Regions from separate parts of the Mus musculus genome. Here region 1 is linked to region 2. The links are chromatin loops, found by intact Hi-C in ENCODE. Cell type or tissue: left cerebral cortex. All regions are shown on one strand. Links, peaks and the distances in the headings refer to the core of each region. The heading gives the core; the rest is flanking DNA. Region 1 has its middle 61 kb from the start of Rbbp6. Region 2 overlaps Gm39084 (a long non-coding RNA gene).

Region 1 (11,669 bases), core at 1,612-9,611, 52 kb before region 2:
ATTTTCTCTCCCTTAACTCCTCCCAGATCTTCTGTACCTCTCCACTCACCCAAATCCATACCCTTTGTTGTTCTCTCTCATTAAAAAACAAACAGGCATTTAAAAAAATGATAAAATAAGATCGAAAGGCTTATAGCTGAGTTGCCATTTATTTTTGCAGTGTTCAGAGTATCTCCAGTAGCTTGAACATTAGTCAGTAGGGGCAAAGGCTCTGGGTAGACAGCAGCTCGACTTCTCTGTGCTGAGTGAGTTATATAGCTATCACCTTCAGTAGGAGGGCTTCATCAGTTTGTGGGGAGAAACCAATAGGCTTGGTGGTAGCCTGTGTTGTTAGGGGGTTTCATGGAGCCCCTTTGGCCAACGACATGATTAGATGTAACCCATTCCTGGGCCTGGGGCTTTCAGTGGAAGGCAAGAGATATCTGGATGCAGCTTTTCTCCCTCATTGCTTAGATTTCTTTCATATATGCATATATTTTAAGAAGCCTCTACTGTGCTAGGTTTCTACAGGAGCCCTCGAATGTCCCTTAATTTTAACTGTCCCTCTCCATATACCCTCCCTTGCCCCTCGTCCTTCCCTCTCTTGTTTGATTCTCCCATTCCAGTGCCCCCTCCCCCACCTCTATCTATTCTATTTCCCCTCCCCAGGAAGCATCCCTCACACACACACCCCAGTGCTAGACATAATCTCTGTGGTCATATGGATTGTAGCCTGCTTATCCAAGACTTAGCAGCCCTCATCTACATATAAGCAAATATATACCATATTTGTAGGGTTTTCTTTTTTTGTTTTTGTTTGTTTGTTTGTTTGTTTTCAAGGCAGGGTTTCTCTGTATAGCCCTGGCTGCCCTGGAACTCACTTTGTAGACCAGGCTGGCCTCAAACTCAGAAATCCGCCTACCTCTGCCTCCTAAGCGCTGGGATTAAAGGTGTGCACCACCATCGCCCAGCATATTTGTAGTTTTTGATCTAGGTTACTCCGGATGACTTTTTTCAAGCTCCACCCATTTACCTGAGACTCTCATGATGTTACGTTGTGTAAATGTCCTATATTCTCCTTACCCATTTATCCATTCACGGATATTTAGGCGGTTTGCAAGTTCTGACTATGATGAGCAGAGCCACAATGAATATGGTTGAGCAAGTGCCGCTGTAGCAAGATACAGAGTCCTTTGAGTATGTGCCCAGGAGTGGTGTAGCTGGCTTTTGAGGTAGAGCTATTCCCAGCTTCCACCACCACAATTATCTACATTGTGGCTGTACAAGTTTGCACTCCTACCAGCAAAGGTCAGGTGTCCCCCTTACCCCACATCCTTGCCAGCATGGGCTGTCATTTGTTTTGTTGATCTTGGCCGTTCTGACTGGTGTACTATGAAATCTTAAAGTAGTTTTGGTTTGCATTTCACTAATGACTAAGAATGTTAAACATTTCTTTATATGTTTCTTGGCAAATTGTGTTTCATCTTTTGAGAATTCTGTTTAGATTTGTAAACATTTTTTAATTGTGTTATTTTGTTTCTTGATGTCCAGAGATTTTTTTTGTTTGTTTGTTTGTTTGGTTGGTTGGATTTTGTTGTTGTTATTGTTGTTGTTGCTGTTGCTGTTGTTGTTGTTGCTGCTGCTGTTTCTGCTGCTGCTGTTGGTAGTTGTTTTTAGTTCTTTCTATATCTTAGATAGTAATCTTCTATGCGTGTATAATTGGTAAAGATTATTCCTCATTAAAATATTTTACATTTATTTGTTTTATGGTATGTGTATTAGTGTTTTGCCTGCATGTATGACCTGCGCAGCACGTGTGTGACCAATACCCATGGGATTGGATCTCCTTGAACTGGAGTCACCTATGATTGTGACCACTGTGTGTGTGTTGGGAACTGAACCAGGGTCATCTGGAAGAGCAGCCAGTGCTGCTAACCACTGAGCCATCTCCCCAGCCCCCATTCCTTATTTTTGTTATGTCTGGGTTATAAAAGTAGTATATATTCAAGCATCAAACAAACCCACTTGGTTATTAATAATCATGGAAGATTTAAAAAAAGATTTAGTTATTTATTTTACATGTCTGAGTACATTGTTGTTGTCTACAGACTCACCAGAAGAGGGCATTGGATCCCATTATAGATGGTTGTGAACCACCATGTGGTTGCTAGGAATTGAACTCAAGACCTCAGGAAGAGCACTCAGTGCTTTAACCACTGAGCCACCTCTCCAGCCTCATCATGGAAGGTTTTTTGTTTGTTTTTGGGTTTTGGGGTTTTTTTGACCCAGAATTCAGGTAAACTTTTGATGTTTTCTGAGGTTGTTAGTCAGGTTCTTCAGAGGGATGTCGAGAGCATGAGGAGCCACGTCCTACAGGTAGAGAAGCTGAGAGGCCCCTCAGCCTACTGCTTGTAATCTGGCAGTTCAGGTAAGCCAGCCATGGAGTTCAGTCTGAGTCTGAAGGCCTGAGGACCAGGTAGGCACTGTGCAAGCTGGAGATGAGATGAACTAAGTTCAGGCAGTGTGTTAGTCAGTATTCTTTTTTCAACTTGACACAAATCATATGGAAAGGAGGAACCTCAACAGAGAAGATGCCGACATCAGGCTGCCCTGTGGACAAGTCTGTGGTATATTTTCTTGATTGATGATTGATATGGGAGGGTCCAGCTCAATGTGGTGGTGGTGGCGGGTGCCACCCCTGGGTAGGAAGCAGGCTAAGTGAGCCTGAAAACAGCAGGCAGCATCCCTCTGCGGTCTCTGCATCTGTTCCTGCCTCCTGGTTCCTGCCTTGAGCGCCTATCCTGATGTCCTTCTATGATGAACTCTGATCAGGATATTGAAGCCAAATAAGCTCTTTTCTCCTCATTCAGGCCCTCACAGGACTGAAGGAAGCCCATTCATATCAGGAAGGGGAAAGCATACGGCTGAGTGGCTCAATCAGAGCATTAAACTCTGTCAGCTGTGATGCCACATATCCACCACTCAGGAGACCAAGGCAGAAACATCAAGAGTTCAAAGCCAGCCTGGGCTACATACTGAGAGTCTGTCTCAGGGGAGTAAAATGTTGATCTCAGCCATAAATACTCCCACTAATTTACCTTGAAATAATATCTACACTGGATACGCCATGTCTAGGCAAGCTGACACACAAAACTAATGTATCACATACCTTTCTACTGAGGGTGCAGTACTGTATGAGTTGCTGTGCTGGGGTTCAGTTGGTAAAATACTTACCATGTAAGTGGGATCTGAGTTCAAATCTCCTGTCAGTTAGGGGAGCGCAACCGTAGTCCCAGAGCTAGGGAGACAAAGCCAGGCAGATCTCTAAGGCATGCTGGCCAGCTAGCCCTGCCATCCATGAGCTGCAGGTTCAATGAGAGACCGTGTCTCAAAAACTAAGGTGGAGAGCAACTGAGGAGGTCCCATGTTAATTGCTGGTCTCAGTGTGCACCTGCAGGCAAATAGGCACACAGGCAGATGTGTACACACATGGGCAAGAAAATAAGCTAAGGGTCTCCAATTGCTGTGGATGTCCACTGGCACAAGACTTGGCTTTCTTTTTCTGGTACTGTTTACAGCTCCCATGCCCTAAGACAGCCATGTGCCCACCAAGATGTCAAGATGGACACCAGCTAGCGGTCATGCTGAGCACCCCAGTTTTCTGCCGTCTCTTCTTCCTATTTTGAGAGCCCATTTATAAGAGTGTCGATTCTATTTACACAGAATTTCTCTCTGATGGCTTGGGCCTCTGTGTTGAAGAAGACAGCTATACAAACTCAAGTGTAAAAACTATACAGGTCTATATCCAGACTCAACCCCTACCAACAGTAGCCTAGAAAGGGTCTGTGGGATATATACTATATGTCCTTACGGAACCTGGCTTGGTGGGCAGCCATGCGTTTCTCCACAGACCCCCTCCTCTGCTCTCATTATAGAGAATAGCCTGGACAAAAACTTCTGGCTGGAAGCAGACTCCTTCCTCGGAGGTGTTTGATATTGTTGACCACCTGGTCTTCCACACGATCTCCTGAACTACCAAGTGACAGTAGGTCACACTGCCCCCAAGGAGAGTAGCCCACCTGTTCGCCTGCTTGTTTCCCACTCCCCCCTCCCCCCTCCCCCGTGAGTAAGAATCAGAGGTTAATGTTAACACTGGGGGTGGGGAGTGGTGGGTGGTGGGGGAGGAGGGTGGCATCTCCAGTTGACTTGTAAATCAAAGCAGAGAAGAAACAAAGCAAGCAGGTGATTGTGTGTTGTAGGGTGCAGAGGAAGTTTCCTCTGTTGAGTAGTTTGGGGGTAGAGATAGGGTGAGGGCAGAAGCCGAGCCTTCAGACTGGGCTAATAGAGGGTTTTCATTCTGCATTTGTGTGGTTCTGGCATTGGGATCTGCCACATCTGTCTGGGTTTCTGTTGCCTCGGAACAGACCAGATGCATGCCAAGGACAGAGCTCCACACCATAACCTCTGTCCCATCTCGGTGTGTGTGTGTGCGCGCGTGTGCGTGTGTGTACAACCTGCAGTGGAATAGGCGCCCTGAGAAGGAGCTTGTACGGAAAGAGGGATCAGAGTGTGAGAATAAATGAGCACAAAGGGAAGCAGCTAGGCGGGAGATTTTTAAACACAATTTGTGTCTTGATTCGGGAATGGTTATGAGGAGAGGGCGACAGACAGACAGAAGAATACGAAGGTCTCCACCCACAGAGGTCCCAGAACCAAGTATAAAAGGAGACGTTGTAATCAGAGAGCCAGCCGGCTCCACCTGACTCAGACTGCGGCTGAGGGGTGGGACGAAGGACTAGAAGGTTCTGCTGCAGCCGGCTCCTCTTCTGCAGGTCCCCCACCGCCACCGCCCCAGTACCCCCCGCCGTTTCCACCTCCACTGTTAGTGACGCGGTCGGTTCGGACGCTGTGGGTAGGGAAGGCAGCCATCAGGCTCCCCACAACGAGGCAGGATGGTGTGAGCTCAAGCGCCCTGCATTTGCTGGGGCAGCGGTGGCAACACTTGGTTATTCAAGGCTGGAATTCAAATGAGTCTGGCATGGCTCCAAGTCTCAGGGCTTAGGAGAGAGAGGCACATTAACAATTCATCAAGATCAGCCTTGCGTGGGCTCAGACTCCCCCATCTGCATCCCTCCCTCTGTCACTGATTTGGGGCGGCGGGGGGGGGGGGGCGCTCTTCTAGAAACACTTCGTCTGTCAGTCTGTGAGCAGGGGTGGGGGTGGGGGGGGGCCTGAAGTTAGGCAGATTTTTCTCATCACATGATGGGGGACCTGTATCATGTGATGGCTCCGGTGATGTTGGAGGCGGCATGTGACTCCCAGGGCTACGTGGGCTCAAAAACAATTTAAATACAAAAACACACGCAGGTTCCCCTCCTTCCCTTTGCCTTTTGGTCTGGCTCTCTCTACCTTTGCGTTGGTGCCTGACCGAATGGAAAACCCTTCTTCGTTTTGCAGCCTGTGAGCTCCGGGTACCTGGAGACAAGGCCCCTGTGCTGCCCCCACCCCAGGAGCCGTCCCCCCAGCATTCTGCAGTCCTCTGACTATCAGCCTGGTAAGTTACTGAACACTTTAACAATTATCTGGGAAGCTGTCTTCAACTGTCTCATTAACATGCACAGGACACCCTCCCAGGGTAGGAGGTGGGGGGAGTGGGGAGCACCCGAGGCACTGGGGAGCTAAGCTCTGGGCCCTGCCCTGCGAAGCTGGGTTCTGCTGGGTGGACCAAGCAACTGCGTGTCTCCTCCTGTCCCCAGTCTGTCTCCTGCCACTCTTCTTCTTCCTCCTCTAAGCCTCTCCACCTCTCATCCTGTTCTTCTCTGCCCCTTTTCATGAGCCCCCCTTCCCCCTCCTTCCTCTCTCTCTCTCTCTCTCTCTCTCTCTCTCTCTCTCTCCCTCTCTCTCTCTCTCTCTCTCCCTCTCTCTCTCTCTCTCTCTCTCTCTCTCCCTCTCTCTCTCTCTCTCTCTCTCTCCCTCCCTCCCCTCTCTCTGCGCCGCACCTCTCATCTTGTTTTTAAAATCTTTTTTGTTTGTTTGTTTTTGTTTTGGATACCTAGATTGTATATCGTTTGTGCCCAGGAACGAAGAGGCCAGGCGGTCCTAAGGACTTGGTCGCTGGGGATTTCCTAAGGTCCCTTGTCAGCTTTTTCTTCACCCAGATGATGTTGCCATTGGGTTTGTCTGAAAAGGTTATCTGTTAACCCCAGATGCCAACCCAGCTGGGCTCATCAAGTGACAGGAAGCAGGGTGACAGCCATCAGGAGGCAAATCTCTACGACTCCAAATATTTGATTTTGAGGGAGACATCAAGGCAGCAGGCAGGGCCAGAGTTCAGTGCCATGGGGCAGTCTCAGGTGCCACACACAGGGTGGCTCACGGAGCTTGCTGTGAGTTTGAGGGCACACCTTTGCACATGGAGGCAGAGTTGGCTGAGAAACTGGCCTTGGGGGAAGCTGGTGTGAATCCCATGAGAATCCCATCATGGCGACCTTTGTAGGCACAGGGCAAGTGGGTGGGTGCAGACCTGCCAGTAAGAAAGAACTCCCTGTCAGCTCAGAAAGAGTGTCACCTTTAGCCCCTCAGGGAAACCGAGGCACAGCTTACTTGCTTAAGGTCACACAACTAGTAAATGACCAGGTGGGATTTGGGCCCCTGGACTTTCTACCTAGGGCCTACACAGTTAACCATCATGATAACCTGCTAAAAAAACAAAACAAAACAAACAAACAAAAACCAACAACCAGCCAACAGTTACCATGCAACAGGTACCGTGCAGGTTTGAGACTGAATTAATGCACAAATAGAAACACCCTGTTCTTACACAGATTAAGCAAGTCACGGCATAAAGCAATCTGTTGTTTCAGACCAGGCTATTTGCTAAGAAATGAAATAACAGGGTACTCGGAAAATATAGAAGACCAATTTCAGGCGAGAAGTGGGGATAGATGAAATGTGGTCAGAGGTGGCCTCGGTAATATGTGATCTAAGTCAGAGTGAGCAAGATGAAAGTCAAGAAGAGCTCTCCAACCAGAAGGAGAGGCAGGGGCAAAGGCCTGGCTAGGGGACCAAGTCAGTCTCATGAGAAACCTGTGGACTGAACAGGGTGTGTGGATGTGCCGGTGCCAGTTGGGGTGCTCCTGATGGCAAAGGGCTCTGTTGTAGACCTGCTGGGGGTGCGGGGGGAGGGGTCTTAGGTCTCATCCCAGGGTTGATGAGCCACCATGGAAGGTGAAAGTGGGGAACTGGATTCTCAGCATGAGAAAAAACCTCCATGAAACGAACCAGTGTGTGTTGGGTTGCAAACCACCTCCAAAGTGGTAGCTTACAAATAGGATCGTTTGTAGCTCTTTGTTCTGGGAGTCAGCCACTGCAGCTGGCACGGCAGGGGCTGCACTGCACTTGGTAGGACTGGCTTGTCCAGCTAGGTCTCCAGTAGGCTGGCTGGGAGTAGAGGTCGTGATCAGGGACTGGTGGATGCGGGGGCATTGAAATTGATCAGGCCTTCTACCCGTGCACCTCGGATGATGCAGAGACCGGTGGTCAAACGATAGGGAAAATTGACTGCTGCGTGCTTAGCCTGAAACAGGACATCTGTGTCACTCCCTCCAAGGCCCAGTGAGTGGGAAGGATCAGAAGAGCTAGAGGATGGCGGGGGTGCTGTGACATGCTATCATCTGGATATGGCGTGGCCCTTGCAGTTGTAAGCACGCAGCAACTGTGGCTGGATAAGATGTATGCAAACAACACACACACACACACACACACACACACACACACACACGACATGAAAGTAGGAGGGGGTGAGCTGGGAAAAAGAAGGGGTCAGAGGAAATGGGATAAGGAGTGGATAAAAATACAACACATTATATACATGTATGAAACTCTCAAAAAATAAAGCAGAAAAAAATAAACAAATTGTCTGATCTGTGCATCTCCATATTCAGTCTTCATGAGATGGCTAGCATGAAGCAGCAGCCAGAGAGGGAAACCTCAAACTGCAGCCATTCTCAAACAGCTACCTGTGCTGCTGCTGCTGCCGCTGCCCCATTGGCCTAAACAAATTAGAGTCAGGACCGGAGTGGAGAGATGTAACCTTGATTGGGGAACTTATAAAATACTATGCCTACTTATTTTCCAGACTGACTACATGAATTCAAGCAGATAAGCTGGGGGCTGGGGAGATGCCTCCGTCAACAAGTACCTGTCTCAGAAGCCTAAGGGCCCGAGTTCAGATCCTCAGAGCCTGTGTAGAGAACCGGGGTTGGTGACACACTCCTATGACCCCAGCTCTGGAGGATGGCAGGGGAGTGGGGTGTGGGTGGGGTACAGACAGACAGATGCCTCGATCTCATTGGCCAACGAGTCCAGTTGAATGAATGGTTGAGCTTCAGGCTCAGTGAGAAACTTTGTCCAAGAGTTAAAGGTGGAGAGTGATCAAGGTAACATACCCAACAGGATCCAACACACACACACACACACACACACACACACACACACACACGCTCACTCACATATACACACACATGCCTCTATAACATTGGGAGGAACTGAAGCCCAGAGGTACCATGAAGCCATTTTGTGCATAGGGATGAACTTATCCTGGTCATGCAGTGTTTTATGGTCAGAACAAACAAGGCTCTATGTACTTGATTGGTAAAGACCTTAGAGGTCTAGTGTGAGATGGACGTAGCCCTGCAAGGTCTCCTCTTCTCAATATTATTGAGAATGTCCAAGGATCTTTTTGAGATGTTTCCCTAAAATGAAATTGAATCCAGATAGAACTCAGTATGCTTCTATTTTCAGACCATAACAGCACACACAAAGGTCCTGGGGCACAAAGAACGTGGCTTTAGGGGGTGAGGATAGGGAAAGGACAGAGGCAGTTTAGTGTAGGAGCCATACAGCTGGTGGTATGTGGTTGAGATACAGGTCATCTTGAAGAGGGAGAAGCGAGTGTGAGCAGGTAGTGAGGGTCTCAGGGTAAAATAAGTAGGAAGAGCAGAGAGGCGTGCTTAAAGTCTGCACTTGTCTCCAGGAACACTTAGCTGCTTGGGACCAAGTACCTGGACATGGTAGAGGACAGTCAGGTTGAAAAATCTCACAGAGGGAGGGAGAGAGTGAGAGAGTGAGTGAGAGAGAGAGAAAGAGAGAGAGAGAGAGAGAGTGAGTGAGAGAGAGAGAAAGAGAGAGAGAGAGAGAGAGAGAGAGAGAATGGAAGGTGAAACGAATCTCAGAGTCGACAAGACTAGAGCAAGGACATGAGCAGGAAGGAGTGAGAGGGAATGAGGAAGCTCTCAAAGCAGTACCAGCTACAGTGGGGGAAAGAGCTGCACTATCCCCCTGCCTCAGCTTTTGAGTGCTAGAATTATAGGCATACACCACCACATCCAACCCCAAATGACTGAGTTCTACCAGATAGCCTCCTGGGAGTATCAGCTGAGTCTTCAGTCACTTGCTTTAGGCTGACTTCCAGGCCCACCCAGGCCTTCTGCACCCCACCGCAGTTTAACAAGAAGCTCGGGTGATTCATAAACACACGGAAGCTTGAGAACCGTGGGTCTGGGTTGTCGCTGGGAAAAACTGGTGCTATTCTGAGCAAGATAAGAGCGTGAATCCCAGCTCCCACACTCCTTATTTTTACTCTCCTTTCAACTCAGGTCTTGATTTAGCCAGTGTTTCTTCCTTTGCTTGCCCCGGGTTTTCGTTTTATATTTTATTACTCAAAATTGAAAACATGTACATATAGATAATATATAGTAAACCCCACACAATTATCTTCAATAATTTTCAGTTCAAAGGCAATCTTTTTTACCCCACACCACCCCTCCCAGCCAAGACTATCTGAACTAAAATTTTAGGTACGATATAATTTTGCATATAGAGTTTTTTTTTGGGGGGGGTAGTTTTGCTTTTGTTTTTGTCTTGTGCTTTTGTTTTGGGACTAAGTCTCACTGTGTAGCCCTGGCTGACCTAGAACTTACTATGTAGACCAGGCTAGCCTCGACCTCACAGAGATCTATTTGCCTCTGCTTCTAAAAAGTGCTGGAATTAAAGCTATGGCTACCACACTCAGCCATATGTATAGGAGCTTGGATGGCCATGGACTGATCCCCACGTGGGGTCCCTAACAGTATCTGACCTGACCTACCACTCTCTAGTGTGGCTTTGCCCACTAGTGGGGACTTGTCTACTGTGGAGCTTTTGGGACACCCTGGCATGGTTGTTTGCCCCACAGATAGCATTTTTCCAATCATGACTTGTTTTGATCACTGGTCTGTGACCTACAGCCAGTCTGTCTCCCAGTTATCCAGTAAAGTCTGTGTGTGATTAAAAACAAAACAAAACAAAACAAATCCATAACTGTCTCTCTTTTTAATCTCTTTAAAGGTTTGTTTTCATTTCAGTTCTAAGATTGAGCTTAGGCCTTTCACAAGCTAGGCAGTCACCTATAGCTATAGTGACCATAGGAAGTTATAGTCACTGTGGAACTATGCCTCCAGCTCCAAGGACTGCCCCGCCTCCTTTAAACATAACTATTATGACATCACCATGTCCCCCCAAATCAAAAGTAAGTCCCTATTCTGAGCTGCCCAGTTAGTGCATACACGGTGGCAATTGTCATCTGTCATTTAATCTGTTATCAGTTTGAATATTTAAATAAGCCCCTAGGTAGCAACTAGTTAATATATCTCTTACCACCTTCTTTTTTTTTTTTGGTTTTTCGAGACAGGGTTTCTCTTTATAGTTCTGGCTGTCCTGGAGCTCACTTTGTAGACCAGGCTGGCCTCGAACTCAGAAATCCGCCTGCCTCTGCCTCCCGAGTGCTGGGATTATAGGCGTATGCCACCACACCCGGCTCTTACCACCTTCTTTATTCATTGATTTGCTTCTTAATTTTTTTTCTTAGAATTTTGTGTTAATAACATTGCCTGTCCCAGCTGGGCATGCCTTTAATTCCAGAACTCAGGAAGTAGAGGCAGGTGAATCTCTGAGTTGGAGGCCAACCTGGTCTACAGAGTGAGTTCCTGGACAGCCAGGGCTACACAAGAGAAACTCTGTCCTTGAAAAAAGAAAGCGGGGGGGGGGGGGGGAGCAGGAGGGAGAACGAGAAAGGAAGAGGGAAAGGAAAAGATCATTTAAAAAAATCTCGTGGCTCAATTTAGACTTGGCCAATCATGGTGTCATCTAATAGATTCATCTGTCCTTTATATACATATATTTTTTCTAAACTAGTAATGAGCTATAAAGGGAATACTTTCAAAGAGATATTTCAAAGAGGTATAAATCTGGAGTGCCGGAGTGATGGCTCAGTGGTTAAGAACGTGGCTGCTTTTCCAGAAGCCTCCATTCTGATTCCTAGCATTCACGTGGTAGTTCATTTGCTTCCAACGTCAGTTTTAGGTGACCAGATGCCCTTTTCTGGAATCCTTGAGTACTGCACACATTGGTGTATATACACACTTGTAGGCAAACATTCATACACATAAAATAAAAAGAAGTAAATCCTTTTTTTAAAAGAAGAGAAATGACAATACCTTCAAATGAGGCCTACGAGAATACATCCAAAACATAGCATGCAGCCTGAAGCTGCAGAAGGCTGTGTTACAGCCAGTGCCCCACCAAGGAGCTCTCCCTGTGTTACAGCCAGTGCCCCACCAAGGAGCTCTCCCAAGACACCACGTCTCCTCCCT
Region 2 (11,669 bases), core at 1,603-9,602:
AATCTAAATTTTCTTCTCTTTAAATTAATTCTTTTGGGATTTTAATTTCCAAGCTCATTGATGAAGACTTCAAGTATGACTTGATATAATTTGGTCATCTTGTATTCTTTAACATGTCCTATGATCTGATACAAACACTGCTAGCTCCTCTGTGCTGTTAATTTGTGTGTGCCGTTTTAATCTTCATTTCTAGATGGATTTTTATCCTTTTAGAAAATTTAAATTGGTTTCCAGAATCGTCAGTTTCTGAATGTATCTACTGACCCACAGATGTGGAAAGAAATGGCTGAGCTTGCTGGTTCGCTGCATTTCATTTGTCTTTACATCAGAGACAGGTGGAGAAGCAGCAAAGAGAAAGAGGGGAGGAGGTCCTGGACTCGGCTTCTGCAGTTGAGTTAACCCTTGTTCCTGGTAGGCTTGGCCCTGGGTGTTCCTTCCCTTTCGTATCCGGTGATCCTACCCTCCAACTGCTGACCAGGGGTGTTGAGGAAGTAGACTGCAGGGTGTCTCTGCCTGACAGGCCACAGCTGGGTGATTTTCCTTGGGTTCTCTTCTATCTGCTCTCTTTCATGGAAGGCAATGTGATAGCAAGTACCCTCTCTACTAAATAGTGCCAGACCTAGGTGCCTCTCAGCTCTCTCTTGGGCCTAGACATGAGCAAGGGGATGCTAGTCTCCCCACCCTCTGGCTCCTCTCCTCACCTGCTTCTCTCCAAGTTGCAGGATGCTGTTGGTATTTCCAGAGTGGCCACCTTTGCCTTCTGTATTAGTTGCTTTTTCCTATCACCGTGACAACATACCTGAAAGAAACACCTGAAGGAAGGAAGGGGGCATCATTTGGGCTCATGGTTTGAGAGGAAACAGTCCATTGTGGAAGCAAAGGCTCGATGGCTGGAATAGCTCGTAGATGAGAAGGCTGGTTCCATTCAGTCAGCAGCGAGGAGTCAGCCATGCTGGAGCCTGCACAGGACTAGAATCCAGTAGGCCTGCCCTCCAGTGACCCACCTCCTCTGGCTATGTCTCCTCATGTCTCCACCACCTCCCCAGTTGCATCAACATCTGGGGACTAAATTTCTCTTTAATTGAGAAATTCAATGGATAGAAATTTGTCTTAAGATAATGATAGCCAAAGTGCCTAATGACTCCTCCTCAGGAATTGTGGTTAGTGCTTGGCTTATAGGAGCAAGCACAAATGATCTAAGTAGCCAAGACTTGAGAACTGCTGGAGAAAGTTATACAGTAGAACCTATGCAGCCACCAGTGGTATGTGCACTGGTTAAGGAAGCCTTCCCTTATTTGCATAAAGCAGAACATAGGTATGCTGCACTCAAACAAGCATATTCACATGCCAGAATTCTGCAAAAATACAGACTGTGCTGGGGCAAATAATTATCACCAGTGTCGTGTCCCCAAACGGCATTGAATTCGTATGAAATTAATTTGCCAGTGAAGCACTTAGAAGAGAGTGTGAGATGGCCAATGATCCCAGTGTGGTCTGAGCCATTTGGCCAGAGAAAAGTAGAAGAACTGTTTTATTTAGTCCATTGGAAAAAGAGAAGAGATGGGAGGGAGGGAGAGGCTTGGTCAAGCTTGATGGTTGACTGTGAGAACTCGCAGTGTTCAGAAAAGCCACTGCCATCAGAGTGACCAGTTATGACAATGAAGGATGCATTGTTAAAGTGAGCATGGGACAGAGATGCACCAGACATAGGCAACTGTACTTCATTCCCCAGTGTTGATGACGAGTGACCCTGAAAACCTAATGTGACCAGGGCAAATAAGCCAAGCCACAGCACTGATGGCTTCTATTAGGGATCAGTTATCCAGTCTCTAGTCTCTGGATCAGGGGAAAACCAGATACAGCAGGACCCAAGGGCTCCATCATAAACCAGACAACATGAACTACTAAACACAGCCTCCCCTCCACACAACCACAGCTGACTAAGATGATTATCAGACAAGATATTCCATGGACTAAGAGGTTACTGCCTAGAAATGACCAAGGAGAAGTGTTGCCTTTGAACTGTTGAGGGATTTGTCCATCTCAGGCCTGCCAAGTTCCCTCTTTCTTGAAGGAGATATCAATGGAAGCAGGGAGCTGTTGTCAGAAGACATGTGGCCATGGTGCCTGGCCAACAACCGTCCCATAAGAATGGGTTGTGAGAATTCCTGAAAAGGATTTAAGGTCTTATAGAGATCTGCGAGCAGGCAAAGTCTTACATCAGAGAAAAAGTGTTGGACCAGGGTAAGGGTGGTAAACAGAAATACCAAGAAGCCAAGGGAAGAAGACACTTCCCAGATGGAATAGTGCATATACTTAGATTGTACTATAACCTGGAAGTTTGGAGGGCCTTCTAATGGGGATAAGAAGCCAACATAAAGTATGTGTGTTTCTGTATGATAGAGGTGTGCACATATGTATGTGTCTTAGGGTCTTAGTGCTGTGAAGAAACACCAAGGAAAACATTCAATTGGAAACGACTCACAGTTTCAGAGGACTAGTTCATTATCATCGTGGTGGGAAACATGGCAGTGTGCAGACAGACTTGGTGCTGGAGGAGCCAAGAGTTCTACATCTTCCTCCGCAGGCAGCAGAAGGGGACTGAGTTCCACACCGGGAGGGATGTGAGCATATACATAAGACCTCAGAGCCCACCTTCACAGTGACACACTTCTCAAGGCCACACGTCCTAAGAGTGCCACTCCCCATGGGCTTATGGGGGCTAGTTACATTTAAACTACCACAGTATGTGTATATGTTTCTGGATATGGAGTGCTTATGTGTAGGTGTGTGTGTGCATGTGTTCATCTGTTTGGATATACGTGGCCGTGTACGCATGTATATAAACGCCAGCATGTATATAAACGCCAGAAGTTAATGTCAAGCATTGCCCCCCTCAGCGTATCTACTTTGTCTTCTGAGACCCTGGGACCTGGAGCTTCTTGATCAGGCTAAGCAGGCTGGCCAGTGAGCTCCAGGAATCTGCCCATCCCCACTGTGTCAGTGCAGGATTATAAGCATACAACACCGTGTTTATTTTTAACATACACACTCTGCCATCTCCCTAGCGCCCCCCTCCCCAGCATACGTTTTAAAACATTTATTTTCCATTCAATTCACTTTGGGTGGAAAGCTATGATGGGATTGTACTGAAGACACAGCAAATCTCAATCAAATTGGAATCTTTGTGAGCGTTCCTGAGAAACGTAATGTGAAAAGAACAGTGCGGAGGGAGGGAGGGGTACACCTGGAATGAGCCCCAGCTCCAGCATCGACTCACTGACATACCTTGATCTTTCAATTCACTTGTACTAAACCAAAGCCAGTCCAAAACTTAATGGCTTAAAACTGCACTGCTCCTAATTGCTTGTGCGTCTGTAGGTCAGCAAGGTGGTTTCTCTGGGCTAGGACTTCTTCATACATGTATGGTCAACTGTAGGCTGGAGACAGCAACTCTGCTAATTCAGGTTGGCCTCTGTTGATGTCCAGGCCCCAGCTGGACTCAGACTTCACTCTAACACGCATCTCCTCCTGAAAAGCTAGCCTGGCCTTGGGTATGTGGCTGTGGTCAGGTTCCCAAAGAGCAGATGAAAGTGTGTGTGTGGTCCCTTGCATCCCAGGCTTGGAACCAACCCACCATCTCCCCTCTTTATTCCCAGTCCATGCACACAACAAGGCAAGGAAAGAGAGAAAACAGAGATTTCCCTTTCATTGAGAGAAGCTTCTGTCACTTTGCAGAATGACAGCCATGTGACCAGAAAGGAAGGATGGAGAACTCCAGTCATTCTGCCACCCACATATGAGCAAGCTCCTGAGACCTCTGCAGTCCTCGGTGGCTTTGTCTATAGGATAGAGACAATATTTCCCATCCCAGAACTGTGATGACTCAGTGACTCTGCTTCTAACATGGAGGCTGTCACTCTAGATCTTTGTCTTAGTTATGATTTTATTGCTGTGAAGGGACCCCATGACCTCAACGACTCTTATAAAGGAAAACCCTTAATTGGGGCTGGCTTACAGTTTAGTCCACTAAAGTCAGAGGTTTAGTCCATTATTGTCATGGGGGAAGCACGGTGGCATGAAGGCAGACATGATGCTGGAGAAGGAGCTGAGAGTCCCACATCTGGATCATCAGGCAGCAGGAAAAGATAGTAACACATTGGCCAGGCTTGAGCATCTGAGACCTCAAAGCCCACCCCTTAGTGACACACTTCCTCCAACAAAGCAACACCCACTCCAACAAGGCCAGGCCTTCTAATGATAATTCCCTAGGCACCTATGGGAGCCATTTTTAATTCAAACCACCAGAGTTCTCTTATTCATGTATTTCTTCTTTTGCTTTTAGATGAACATTTTACTCTTAGGACTGGACTCAGTACCGATACTACCATCACTTTATACCGTCTTGAGTACTGCACTCCCCTTACCTGCATCAACAAGTTCTGGGCAGGACAGGAGGATTTTCTTCTGCACCTGTTCTTTTAGTCTTTGTCCTCAAGCTCAGCCACAATCTGTGTGTTTCCGAGATTGACATGGGGAAGGAAATTGCAATTGCTCAGTGCAGTTAACAAGGCCTCTGTGACTCATCTTCCTCCCGGGGTACTCTGACTCCACAGTGGGTGGAATGGCCTGGAGGGAACCTTGTGAGGCCTTCTCTCTGACGTCACTAATTCTGTGCCTTTCCCTGGGAACACTCCTTCATCTGTCTCCATGACTGTAGTTGGGTGCACTGAGGTGCAGTGGTCTCTGGGTCCTGCGTCTCTCTCTCTCTCTCTCTCTCTCTCACACACACACACACACACACACACACACACACACACACACCACCTTCTGAGGAGAGGTCATTCTTTGCTCTTCCTTCAGGTCAGCAGTGACTTTGGGTAGAGACACCCCTGGAGACTAGACAGCACTAGTGCCTTGGTAAGCCCCACTCCCTCTCCACACATTTTAGTCCTGATTAGTGGAGAAATTTACAGTTTGTTTTCACACCTTCTCTCTGTGACTTGCCAGCTTCCATTTATAGCAGAGTCTCCAAAATTTTCTCTATGAGGAGAGTATCAGCCAGACGTCAATGATCCTGCAGTTTTTCATAGTTTTTGTTTCCACAGTTTTCCTCGGGGCCCTGATACTAGCTTCACACTTTCTTACGGTACTATATGTTTCCTTCTGAACCACACTGGGAAAAAATGTTCAGAGCAGAAGACCCAGTTGTAGTGTACTCAAGTAGGGTGCACATAGCCCTGGGTCCAGTCCCCAGCACCACATAAACCGGGCAAGGTGGCCTACACCTGCAATCCCAGCACTTAGGAAGTGGAGACGGGAGGATCTGAAGTCCAAGCTTGGCTACATATTGAGTTCAAGGCCAGCATGGCCTGCCTAAGACCCTGTCTCAGAAACAACAGTAGACAGCTGGGCTTGGTGCCTCCTGCCCTTGGGAGGTTGCGGCAGGAGGACCATGAGTTTAAGACTAGCCTGGACCACACAGAGAGAACCCATCTCTGAGTAAACGACCAGTAAATAGTTACCTCCCTCCCATTAGATTTCTCAGCAGTTTGATGAGCCGGCCCTTGTCTGCCGCAGGAAACATCCATTTCTCCCCTGTCTGGTACCCCAGCGTCTCACTAAAGTGCCGTTAGGTTCAGACATTCTGCTGTCCTCTGTGGGGAAGGACTGGTTACCAGTGACTCATAGTCATGCTCTGCCAGAGAGTGCCATTCTCCACAGTGGCAGCTGAGGAGGTGGTGGAGTGCTGGATGTAGTTGTGGGGTAATAGGAGCAGCCCCAGTCCCAGTGCAGCTCAGGGGCAGAGCCGAGGCAAGAGTACTGAGGATACTGAGCCCCTAACGGAGGCCCAGTATTAGGTTTCAACCCCCTTAGCCCCTGAGTGCATTCAGTTCTCACCATGACCGTGAGGAGGCAGATGCTGTTTTCTAGCGTCTACATTTTACAGATGATGACGTTGAGTCTTAATGAGGGAACGAGAAAGCCAGTGCTTCCCAGGTGGAAGTTTTCAGGGCTGGGGCACAAGGTTCGCCCTGACTGCCAGGACCACAGTATCCCGGACTATTCCTCCCACAGGGGTCTCCTGAGTGTAGAGAGAAGGGAATACTGCTATACTGCTTCAGCAGCCTGTGTGTACCTGAAGGGGATTCTGGTACAGTGGTCTCTGGGTCCTGCGTCTCTCTCTCTCTTGAGGCAGCTTGAATATTTAAATGATGTTTCAGCCATGTACAAATCTGCTTCTCTGCCATCTATCTGCATTCCCCAGAAATATAATAAAATTCCCGTCTCTGCTCCATCTCCAAACACCAGCCCCCAGCCCCACCAGTGACATCTGAAGTCCTGTACACTGAAGAAACAAGATTCAGATGGAAAAGTGCTGGCACAAGGTTGAGCAGGGTTCTCTAATAAAGACACCGTGCATCACACATCAGCTGCTGCTGTTACTATGGTGACAGCCACAATTTCTCCCAGACAGCTTGGGTCTGCAGGGAGGGTGGACCCTGGGGGAACAAGTGTATTTCTCCAACCTGTCAGACCCTGTCACCTTTCCTGTTTCCCTCACCTCTCCCACCCCCACCAGCCCCCACACTTCCTTCCATGGGCTGACAGGGGCCCATGGCACCCCCAGGCCATCATAATTAGCATCTGGCTGGGAGCCCAGAGTTCTGGCAGCACATTCCTCACTTCCCTTGCCAGCCAATCTCCTTTCCCCAGCATCCCTTCAACAGCACTGCAGCAGCTGTGTGCAGACAGCCTCAGCACCAAGGTCACCGCAGCGCCAGCAATGACGAAGCATCCCCTTCCTCCCTGGGTGGCACGGCATCAGATGATGCCTCGATGTTGTCTGAGCCGTTTGCAAGTTACCACCTTACGGTTCTGGAAAAGGAAGCTACCCTTAGGAGGATGGGGAAGGCTCAACTCTGAGTTCTTGGGGGGTTTAAGAGAGTTTTTCACCTGGCTGAGAGTCACCAATTAGGTTTCGGGGGGAGGGGCAAGATCAAGTTGTAAGATATCCGAGAAGGTCGAGGAAGTGATCAGAAAGTTCAAGCGTCACTATGCCTTGGAGTTTAAGAGACTAAAGATGGCGGTGGCAATCACAGCCAAAGAGAGCTGGTTGTTATGGTGACAACAGCGAGGACGTTTACGGAAACTGTGTTCCGGGAACCTTACCGAGCACTTTTACAAGCGTTATGGCGTAGAGTCCTCACACTGACTGCGCATGTAGAAACTGCATGGAGCTACTCTGTTCATTTTCCAGAAGGGAAACAAGGCTGGGGAAAAGTTAGCTCTCCCTCCCTAGCAAGAAATCAGATAGGCCCTAGGAACATGCTCTACACGAAGATTCCCTTAGAGTCTTCCAAATCCAGTGTTATTTACTAATGAGTACACAAAATGCAGGAAGAAAAAAATGTTGAGAGACATAAACTTGGTTTCCAGTACCAGACTGAAGCCTTACGAGAAGAACTGAAACGGCCATAAAAGAAACAAGGGATACTTGAGTTGGAGGAAGAACTCCACAGTGAAATCGCATCAGGAAGTCATTGGGACCTCTCTTTGACTGTGATCCTGGCGTTGTGCTTATGTAGGAAAATATTATTTCTAGGTGATACAGGTCAGACTATCTAGGGGAGATATACAAAGCCTTTAAATTACTGGTACATATGATGGTGTATTACAGACCAATTCAGGCACATACATCCTGTATAGCAAGTTGAGCAAAATATTGACAATGATTGAATCTAGGAAGGTTGAAATGATGGACCATGGTGGAGGACTGATGGGAGCATGACCATGAATCCCAGAATAACTAGTCTGTATTCCAGATAATAGTATCAATATCAAAAGCTTGGACGTGGAGCCAGTCAGATGGTCGGACTGCTCAACCTGCTGACTTCCGTCTGTTCCTCAAACTCATGTAAAGGTGAAAAGAGAAAACTAACTCCACAGCACAGCACCGTCACACCACACACACACACACACACACACACACACACACAAATAATAAAAATAAATAAATAAATACTCAAAGGCCGGATACCCCTGAAGGGTAAGTTCACCATCAGATTATTAATTCTATATTGTCATATCGGCTGTCCGAGCATTTTTCTCTCAGCTTTCTGCATGGATGAAAATGTTCCTAAAAAAGAAAACGAGTGAGGAAAAGCAGCTAGGAAAAACAGGTTTGGTGGCCAAAGCTCAAGGTCACACAGCTGGTGTCTCAGAATGAACTCACAGCTCAGCTCTTCCCAGAGAGAGGTCTACACTCACCCAGGGGTGCCTGCTCTGTGTGGAGAGGAGCCTCGGGTTGTAGCAGTAGCAAAAGGGAAGATGGGGGAGGGGCAAACAGCAAATTCATTCAAAGCTCCCCAAAGCCCTGATATCAGGGCTTTTATAAATGCTCACTTTCCAATGGAAGACAATCTCAAGCCTGATGTTTTGTAAACTTTTTATTTCCAACTTACGATTCAAACTTCCTAGGGCACAGTGTTGCTTGGCTACAGAGCACACGCTTAGAGAACCTAAGGCCCTGGGTTTAATTGCTTGGCACTGAATAATAAAATAAATAAATGTAGTATTATTCCAGACCTTAGTCTGGAGCTCCTTAGAAAGTGGCCTGGAGAGGGACTGAGCACAGATTTCAGATGAAAGTGGGGTGTCCCTCCCCCACTACTGCAACTGAATTACGCAGAAACGCAAAGTCCTCAAAGTATTGATTGAAAAGGATGATGAGACTTCATAAACCAACCCTGGCAAGCGTTTTTTATTCTCTTAAAATACCCACCCCACCCTGCACGCATACAGTCACTGTACTCTTAGATCCGCACAAGCATGTGAAAACAGTTTCCTCATGCAGGGCCACAAGGATGCTAATGGAAGGGAAGCTAACACAACCCAATTTCTTCTACTGATACTACCTACTCCATGCAGTTTTCTGAGTCTCCCAAGAGGAAAAAGGAAGCAAAGAATCAGCAAGTCTGCAGGTAGACACACAAGGACACGCCCAGAAACACGTGGGAACACACACACACACACATGATTTATTAGAATGGGCAGAAGTGTACAGAGAGATGGTTTTGCATCCAAGAAACATCACTTTTCAGCAGAGGTCATCACAAAAAGCCACCAATGTTCAAGATACAGAGAGCAACTGAGCCAGGGGTGCCAACCCCAGAGGATACATCTGCAGTACAGCCTCTTCCCCTGAGGCCCAGGGAACATCTCAGAAGAAGAGGCAGAAAGATAGAGTCGAGGACCATGAAGGCTGTAGTTGGATTGTGTCTATTAGAAATGACGGAGTTGGGCTGGTGAGATGGCTCAGCAGATAAGAGCACTGACTGTTCTTCCAAAGGTCATGAGTTCAAATCCCAGCAACCACATGGTGGCTCACAACCATCTGTAATGAGATCTGACACCCTTTTTTGGAGTGTCTGAAGTCAGCTACAGTGTACTTACATATTAGTAAATAAATAAATAAGAAAATTACCCATTCTTAAAAAAAAGAAAAGAAAAGAAATGACGGGTTCTCAGTCGAGACACCACAACACTATGGCTGCCTAAGCAAGACCTGAGCACTGAGAAAAATACTAGACATGCTAAAGTAGAAGGGAGCCAAAGAGGCCCAGGAGCTAATGACTGAGAGGGGAATTGGTCCTCCTCAGAGGCAAATCCCCTCATTGTTTATCCAATACCATGTGGTCAGCCCTGAAATCACATACAGAGAAGCAATACTAAACAGATTCAACAGGTTGTATTTATATATTCATGCACGTGTAACAATAATAAAGAAAGAGAAAGTAAGAGGGGAGGGGGAGATGGGAAGGAGGAAAGAGAAGGGGCCCAGGATAGAATTATGTTTTAATTAAAAATTTAAAATTACTAAGAAAACCAGGTGGATTCAGCCTCTGCTTTTCATATAAACCAGGGAGGAAGAGGAGGAGGGAGAACGGGGGGGGGGTCCGTTCGGGTTCTGTACATGAAGTCTGGGAACTCGCACCATCTGCTGCCTGAGCTCTGGGGGCCTCTGCTTCACCGTCCACTGGACATTGTGTTACTTCCTGTCCCAGAGCTCAGGACGACAGGCCACCCTCAGCTTTTCTCGCCTGATCACCTGGCCTAATGGAACTGTGCATTAGGAGCAAATCAAATAGGAGAGGCTGGCAGCCGTTCAGACATTAGATGCTTCCGGGAAGGACATTTCATTTAGATAATGTCTCCCAACTCGGGCATGTGTCCACAGGATGTGAACACTCAACAGTGGTCTGCGCTCCTCTCTCCATCCTTGGCTCTCAGTGGTTCATCTTCCCACTCCCCTCTCTGCAGGCAGTGACCTCCTTTTTGTACCAGTGGAGACACACCGGGTGCCTGAGGGCTTTTTTTTTAATGTACTCAGTCATTATTTTCTCTACCAGATCCCTTCACAGAATCCATGACACCCTTCCAGATGCTGCGTCCCCCTTGGTCTTCTTTTTCGTCTCTTGTCTCTTTCCCATCCCTTATAGATTCCTAGTTTCTACACTCTGCAAGCCTTCTTTTCTTTCTGCATTCACTGGGATGGCTTTAAAACTGACCGTCGCATCACTGCCTTCTTACTGTGAGGTGACATCAGTTCCAAGGTCCTCCATTGTTGTCCACTCAGCTCCTGAATATCACCTAGTAGCCCGCTGATTCTTTAAATTCTTATTTCCATCCTGAGAATTGAGCCTAGTACCTTGCACATGCAATCACTGTATCACTGAGCTACAACTCCAGACCTTTAAACAAATGGTTTGTTCATGCTTTGTTTGTTTATTGAAACAGGTCTTACCACATAGCCTTAGAACTCACGATGTAGACCTGGCTGGACTTGAATTCACAGAGATCTGCCTGTCTTTGCTTTCTGAGTGCTCGGATTAAAGACTATATGCCCAGTCCTGAGTTTTGTTTGTTTTGTTGTTTGTTTCTCAGGTTTTTTTTTTCTTGTTTTTGTTTTCTGTTTGGTTATTTGGTTGGTTGGTTAGTTAGTTCTTTTTAAAGTTAAGGTCTCACTAAGTTGTCCAGGCTGGTCTTAAACTCTCTCTGTAGGTCAGCATGGTCCTCACACTTCTGATCCTTTTCCCACTGCCTCCTAAGTAGCTAGGATGGTGGGCCTGTGCCCATGTGGATTCCTTAAATTCAATATAAGCTATTAGCTTTCACTAGGTCTGTTCTCCTTCCAACTTCCTTTCTGACATGAAAAGCACTAGGATCCACCAGCCACCCAACCTTGAGCCTGGGAGTTTGACCCTCAAGTGTTCCCTTGCCGTGACTCACCCATGTCCTGTCAGTCACAGACTGAGGAGTCTGCCTGTAAGTCACCTGTGAACTATGAGGCTTTGGTTTTTGTGCTTTTAGCTCTTTCGTGGCCTCGGCTCATCTCTGCCATACTGCTGACTTCAAGGGGCCTGAGACTTTTCTGTTCTATTTACCATTTTATTGCTGATATATAAACATGATGCCAGGCTGGCGGTCAGGTACTCCACGTGTATTTGTTGAATTAATAATGCCTTGCCTGTCAGCTCCTGCGTAGGACTGATGGTGCCTCTTCCATCGTCCCTTTCACACTCACCGTTCAGGCCTACTTTCTGACTTTGTGCTTAGAGTTGTATGGATGGCAGTGTCCTTGACTTTTTCTTTCTTTCTTTTTTCTG

The links. Peaks named below come from ENCODE experiments on the same cell type or tissue, not always from the same donor. Only the 100,000 strongest peaks of a DNase experiment are listed, where the experiment ranks them.
Region 1: it touches region 2 in a loop (6-fold over the local background); 3 of 42 quality-filtered maps call a loop at or near these places.

Annotation. Positions count from the first base shown.
Region 1 is chr7:123,026,018-123,037,686 of GRCm38, forward strand. It overlaps a transcript of Tnrc6a not described here. Among named protein-coding and RNA genes, the nearest start is that of Rbbp6, 61 kb to the left of the region's middle. In left cerebral cortex, for the core only: a CTCF peak has its summit at 2,088 (motif pointing right); DNase peaks (open chromatin) are centred at 5,013, 5,261, 5,587 and 9,505; H3K4me3 peaks cover 1,799 bases; H3K27ac peaks cover 1,994 bases.
Region 2 is chr7:123,077,829-123,089,497 of GRCm38, forward strand. Gm39084 (a long non-coding RNA gene) reads right to left here. Exons shown (of 4, transcript XR_003946873.1): 2 at 702-812. It also overlaps a transcript of Tnrc6a not described here. Among named protein-coding and RNA genes, the nearest start is that of Gm39084, 15 kb to the right of the region's middle. In left cerebral cortex, for the core only: a CTCF peak has its summit at 5,864; DNase peaks (open chromatin) are centred at 4,581, 5,061, 5,711, 5,983 and 3 more places; H3K4me3 peaks cover 636 bases; H3K27ac peaks cover 2,375 bases.